Linked DNA regions of Homo sapiens: region 2 is linked to region 1. The links are chromatin contacts, found by Hi-C or POLR2A ChIA-PET in ENCODE. All regions are on one chromosome and are shown on one strand. The core of a region is the stretch at or near the end of the contact, and the rest is flanking DNA. Distances in the headings are between cores, read along the strand shown.

What was found. Hi-C counts contacts between places; a loop is a spot of excess contacts on that map. ChIA-PET counts read pairs that join two places held with the same protein, here RNA polymerase II (POLR2A). Pooled maps may share reads with other maps.
Region 2: a loop to region 1 is called in a pooled map, with 7 times the contacts of the local background. The contact joins the enhancer-like site here to the promoter of SRRM1 in region 1. A Hi-C loop is called at or near these places in 2 of 37 single-sample maps with no recorded cell type and 9 of 50 pooled maps. POLR2A ChIA-PET finds 5 or more read pairs at or near these places in 2 of 52 experiments (activated B cell and activated T-cell).

What each region holds. Positions count from the first base shown.
Region 1 is chr1:24,641,890-24,644,589 of GRCh38, forward strand. It overlaps SRRM1 (serine and arginine repetitive matrix 1), which reads left to right and starts at 1,413. Exons shown (of 17, transcript NM_005839.4): 1 at 1,413-1,458. The coding sequence starts at 1,438. RefSeq lists an enhancer at 985-1,084 and silencers at 1,155-1,474, 1,735-1,794.
Region 2 is chr1:24,953,810-24,956,509 of GRCh38, forward strand. The region is part of intron 1 of RUNX3-AS1 (RUNX3 antisense RNA 1); the gene reads left to right. It also overlaps a transcript of RUNX3 not described here. Among named protein-coding and RNA genes, the nearest start is that of RUNX3-AS1, 25 kb to the left of the region's middle. RefSeq lists a silencer at 408-467 and enhancers at 964-2,163, 1,205-1,384, 1,425-1,574, 1,615-1,664. Within about 2 kb of position 1,447, at least 5 of the 41 ENCODE cell types and tissues checked have a DNase peak (open chromatin) inside an H3K27ac peak, as active enhancers do.

The DNA.
Region 1 (2,700 bases), core at 163-2,662:
GGGCTAAGTGCCATGGAAAAAAAGAGAAAAGGGAGGCGAGAGTGTGTGTGGGGGCGGGAACGATGCAAAAGATGGCCGGAGGAGGCCTTTCTGAGAAAGGGACGCCGGCTTTCCCTCCGAGAAAGGGAAGCGAGAAGGGCGAGAAGCGCTTGCGAAAAAGCTGGCAGAGTGGGGCCGGGCGCGGTGGCTCAGGCCTGAAGTCCCTGCACTTTGGGAGGCCAGGAGTTCGAGACCAGCAACAGAGCGAGACCCCCATCTCTGCTTTATTAGATAAAAATAACTTTTTTTTTTGAGACAGTCTCGCTCTGTCACCCAGGCTGGAGTGCAGTGGCGTGATCTCGGCTCACTGCAAGCTCCACCTCCCGGGTTAATGCCATTCTCCTGCCTCAGCCTCCCGAGTAGCTGGGACTACAGACGCCCGCCACCACGCCCAGCTAATTTTTTGTATTTTTAGTAGAGACGGGGTTTCACCGTGTTAGCCAGGATGGTCTCGATCTCCTGACCTCGTGATCCGCCCGCCTCGGCCTCCCAAAGTGCTGGGATTACAGGCGTGAGCCACCGCGCCCGGCCAATAATTTTCAAAATAAGAAAATCTAGCAGTGCGCATCCAACCCAAGGCCCTCGCAGCCAGAGCAGAGGCACCAGGGCGGCCAGGCGAGGCGCTGCGAGGAAGCTGGTGCTTCTCGGAGTCCGAGACCCGGGCTGGGGAGAGCCCGAGGCAGAGCCCGAGGACCACGGCTCTCTGGCGGGCGTCCTGCCCAGCGGCGTGATTACCGGGCCGCCGAAACCGAAACCCATCTACTGGACACTTCCAGCTTCCTCCAAAGGCTGAGCAAGCTGAGCTACAAGGCAGATTTCATGTCTGCTGCCAGGCTCGACCGCTTTACAGACAATCCTCTCTCGTCTGGTAAACGCGTAAAACCTACACAATCACAACTTTCACAACGAGAGGGAAGCCGCAGGCCTCTCGTCGGCGCACGGGCCGCCTCGCCCGCGTCACTCTGAGGTAACAGCCTTTCTCTTCAATCGCTTCATGGAACTCCAGGACGCCAAGCCTCTTCCACTACGGGTCGAAGGATGGGTCACGTCACATTGCGCGAACAAGGATGGTCACGCGCCACAAAAGGACTTGCAGGGCGGGGCGACTCGACGGCCTTCCCTTTTGCTCCCATTGGCTGCGGTCGTCAGGTTCGCCTCCTCCACTACCTACCGGGGAGTTTAGGGCCTGACAGAAGCCCGCCCCCGCTGGCGCTCGTGCGCACGCGTGGCGGGCTCTCGGCGCACTGAGCAGGCGCGGCCTCGTGTCGGCCGGAGGGGGCGGGCGCAACGACGCGCGCTGCGTCCCGGCGCTCGGCTTTCCCTCCGCCGGTCCCGCCCTCCGTCGCGGCGGCGCGGTGTACCCTGGGATAGGGAGCGATCTCCGAGCGAGGCGGCAAGATGGACGCGGGATTTTTCCGCGTAAGTAGAAGCGCCGGGCGCCGGGGTGAGGCCAGGGACTTCTCGGTAAGGCCTGGTAGGAGACCTTAGCTTGGCACAGGGTGGCCAGCGAGGGGAGCTTCGGAGATCTTAAGGATTCCTCCTAGAGCCGGCGCACCCCCCCCCCCCCCGTGCGCTGCGGCGGAGACCGGTGCGCCCCTGCGCAGTCTCCTCCTCCGGAATGGTCCCCCCTACGCGGCGGCGACGGTGGCCGGAAAATGGCGGCGGGAATGGGCCGGGATGGTACCTCGCTGCCCGCCTGCCTGGCGGGGCCTGCAGGCCGAGCGCCGTGCGTGCCGCCGGGTCCTGGGGCCTAGCGGAGCCGGAGGAGGAAGTCCCGAGTGGGAGGCCAAAGGAAAGCCCTAAGGTCACTGGTGGCGGCAGGGCAGGGAGAATATGGTTTGGGGGTACATCTTGGGAGAGCACCTTAGGGGAGGGAGAACAGGAAGAAGCATTCAGCGGCTTTTTTTGAAAAAGCGCCCTCCCCGCCCCCCAACGTCCTCCCTCCAGGTCCTAAGCCTTCGTGGAGGCGCCAGGTCAGGGTTCGCGGGAGCTCCCGCCCAATTTGATATCCCTTCAGGGAGGGGGACGTAGATAACTTGTTGGGACAATGTGAATTTAAGGTTCTGTGAGGGTAGAGGGTGCAACGAAAACTATGCGCGGGTATGGAGGCAGGTTGTGGAGTGATTCAATTCCTTCCCGCCCTCCACATCCCTCACCACCCGCCACCATCGTGTTTTACTCTTGGAGTCCGCTGGTGAAAGGTAACTCTTACCTAGGCTCTGCCAGCGTCGTCTGCCCATCGCCTGCAGGCAGGGAAGTTACTCCGTCGTAGTTGGTTCTCGGGGCCCACACTTTATCAGGCTCGTGCTGGAGCCTGTGTGTCCCATAGTCCCCTCCTGTAGGAAATTAGTACTAGATCAAGATCTAGAAGGGACACAGGACTAGAGTTGAGCACCATTGGTCTCTCAGGGCTTGCAAACTGTTAATGCAGAATGAAGTCGTATAGAAACTAGTTGATCTAAGCCAATATATCCGTTTTCTGAAATACACGTTAGCTCTTCTCTTTAGAGCATGTAATTTGCAGTTTGTGTGTTTTCAAAGGAAAAATTGGAAGGGAGGAGGGCCAGAACTTTAGTAAAAATATCTTTGGACACTCCGAATTGGACATTGAAATCCTTCTTTAATTGGCTTTAAATATGCCAACGAGTTTTTCGTCATGTT
Region 2 (2,700 bases), core at 197-2,696, 310 kb after region 1:
TCCAACTATTCCGAAATCTGACAAAATCAGAAGTCCTAAATTTGAATGCTTCTGGTCCCAGCCATCTTGGGTAAGGGATGTTCAACCTGTAATGACTGTTAATGTGTGGTTTTTTTTTTTGGAGACCAGGTCTTGCTCTGTCGCCCAAGCTAGAGTGCAGTGGCACGATCATAGTTCACTGCAGCCTTCACCTCTTGAGCTCAAGTTATCCTCCTGCCTCAGCCTCCCAAAGTGTTGGGATTACAGGCGGGAGCCGCCATGCCCCAGCCTATTGATATTCTTGTTGAGGTTCTCAGACATATCTGCATGGCCTCACACATGGAGGAAAGAGACCCACAGAGGCAAAAACAAGACATGGGGTAAAAATAGACTGGAAGGAAACACACCGAATGATAGTGGTTTTTTCTGGGTGTTGAGATTACCGAGCTTATTTTTAAATTTCTTAGATCCTTCAGGTGTTCTACAACGTAAAATGCAGACAGGGTGGGGACGTTGGTTGGAGTCATGTTTTCCCTAATGTTCTTACTGGTTCTAAAATCTTCAAGCTATGCTCTCACCCAAGGCTTCACTTATTATTATTTTAACACTGTGGATTCATAAAGAATGGAAGCCCACACAAGTCCAGGGAAGGAAGGAAAGGCAGACAGAGGCTTATTTTCAGGCCTGGGCAGTTGCACAGGGTCCCTTGCTTAGAAGGGCCTCATGCTTGGTTTCGTGTTCTGTGGTCGCTGTCCTGAAATTCTTACTGATTTTTGAACAAGGGATCCTGTATTTTCATTTTGCACTGTGCCCTGAAAATCATGCCGCCGTCACTAGCCCTGGGATTCTCCCCAGGACAGGTTTCCCTTCAGCTGCTCTAAGCCTTCGCCCTTGTCCTTGTCCAACCACGGACGTGGCCATCCACGGAGCCCTCTACGTGCCTCAGAGCAAGTGTGCTTCGGCTGCTCAGGTGTGTGTCTAGAGACTGATAAAAACAGGGCTCGTGAGTGGGTGCGGGAGGCCCCTGTGGTCTCTGTTCACACACGTACCTACCCTCAAGGCCATGTCTACACTGGCCTATTTCAGAGAACCGCCCTGTGCATCATGGGATGCTTTGCCCCACATCACGGCCCAGCTTGGTTCAGTCCTGGAGCCCTGTGTCCTGAAGCCATGACCAACCCCAGGCCTGGCCCACCTTCTTCCTCAGTCTCCTCTCCCTCAAGCCCTCCACAGGACCCATAAACCTTCCATCTCCATGTAATCCTTTTGTGTGATCCTTCTTCCATACCTTTGCCCATGCTGTTCACTCTGCTTGTACCAGCAAGGTTCCTTCCTCCCCAGATCTGCCCTTTCTAGACCCATCTCAGATTCCACCCTTTCTAGAAAGACTTCAGGAAGTATTTGAGAAGGGCCTGAAGATGCTGTGGTTGCATAGAGGAGGATATGAATCACCTCGCTTAGAGGTATCGGGGAGGGCTCCATGGAGGTGGTGCCCTCAGGCCAAGGAAGAGAAGATATCTTCCGGGCAGAAGGGAGAGTTTGACGGGCTGGTTTGATGTCAGACAGACCACAGGATGACTCAAGGTCCTCTTTCCTCTTCTTAAACATTAGTTGCAGCAAGTCCCACCATCTGCCTGAGTCTGTTTTCATCTCCACAATGGAGGTGGTGATGCCCAGCACACGGAGCTGTGATGAGGATTTAATGGGGAATCCAGAGCATTTATGGAAGTGCCAGGAGGCCAAGATTCTGCATAGGTAGGAAGGACCTAAGCCAGAGGGGTGTGGGTGGCCAGAGGAGAGAGCCTACCTTAGTAGGGCTTGGTAGGCTAAGGTCTGGGCTGAATCTCGAGGCTCTGGAGCTTAGAACAGCATCTGCAACTCCCTGGCTGTCGGGGTTCAGGCAAGGACTGCCTCCTCTCTGAGTGTCAGTTTCCCCATCTATAAATGGAAAGCTGGGACACTGAAAAACACTGGGGGGGAGGGTGGTTCCTGAGGCAGTCTCTCTCCACACATCACAGGAATGTGGCGCCCCAGGGAGAAGGCATCTTTGTCCATTGTGTTCACTTCTGCATCTCCAGTGCCCAGAACAGTGCTTGCATGCAGTAGATGCTCAATAAATGTTCATTGAATGAATCAGCAGCAACCAATTCGCCCACCTCACATCCTAAGTCCGCTGGGGACGTAGGCCCACCTCTCCAGGGAAACTGTCTGCAGATTGGGACCACACCTCAGGTCACAAGCATTTCCTGAGCACCTACTGTATGCATGGCTCTGCGCAGCCCGGGGCAGACCCTTGCTCCACAGCCCGACAGGGCAGAGCCAAGGAGGCAGGTGACAGACACAGTGATTTGGGAAGAAGAACAGAGAGCAGGGTGGCCAGCAGGGCCTTGCCTGGGTGGGAGCAGGCCGTTCCCAGGCTGGAGCTCAGGCTGATGGGAGCCCCAGCTTGCCTGTTCCTGGGAGGGTGGGACTGCCTCTTCCTCTTTCTTTCTCTGAAAACAAAAATTGTTTTCCCTTAAATTTACAAGTATTAAAAGTTTGGAAAATACACAATAATCAAAAGAATATAAAATAAAGGTTACCTGCCATCATGGCGGACCACACAGTATTAACTACTATGGACTTTTCAGTGTTTCCCTCTAGTCTTTTTTCTGAGGTGGCTTTGCTCTCAGAGGTGGCTTTCTCTCCCCCTGGGAAGGGATATAGCTGCTCTGTAGGAGA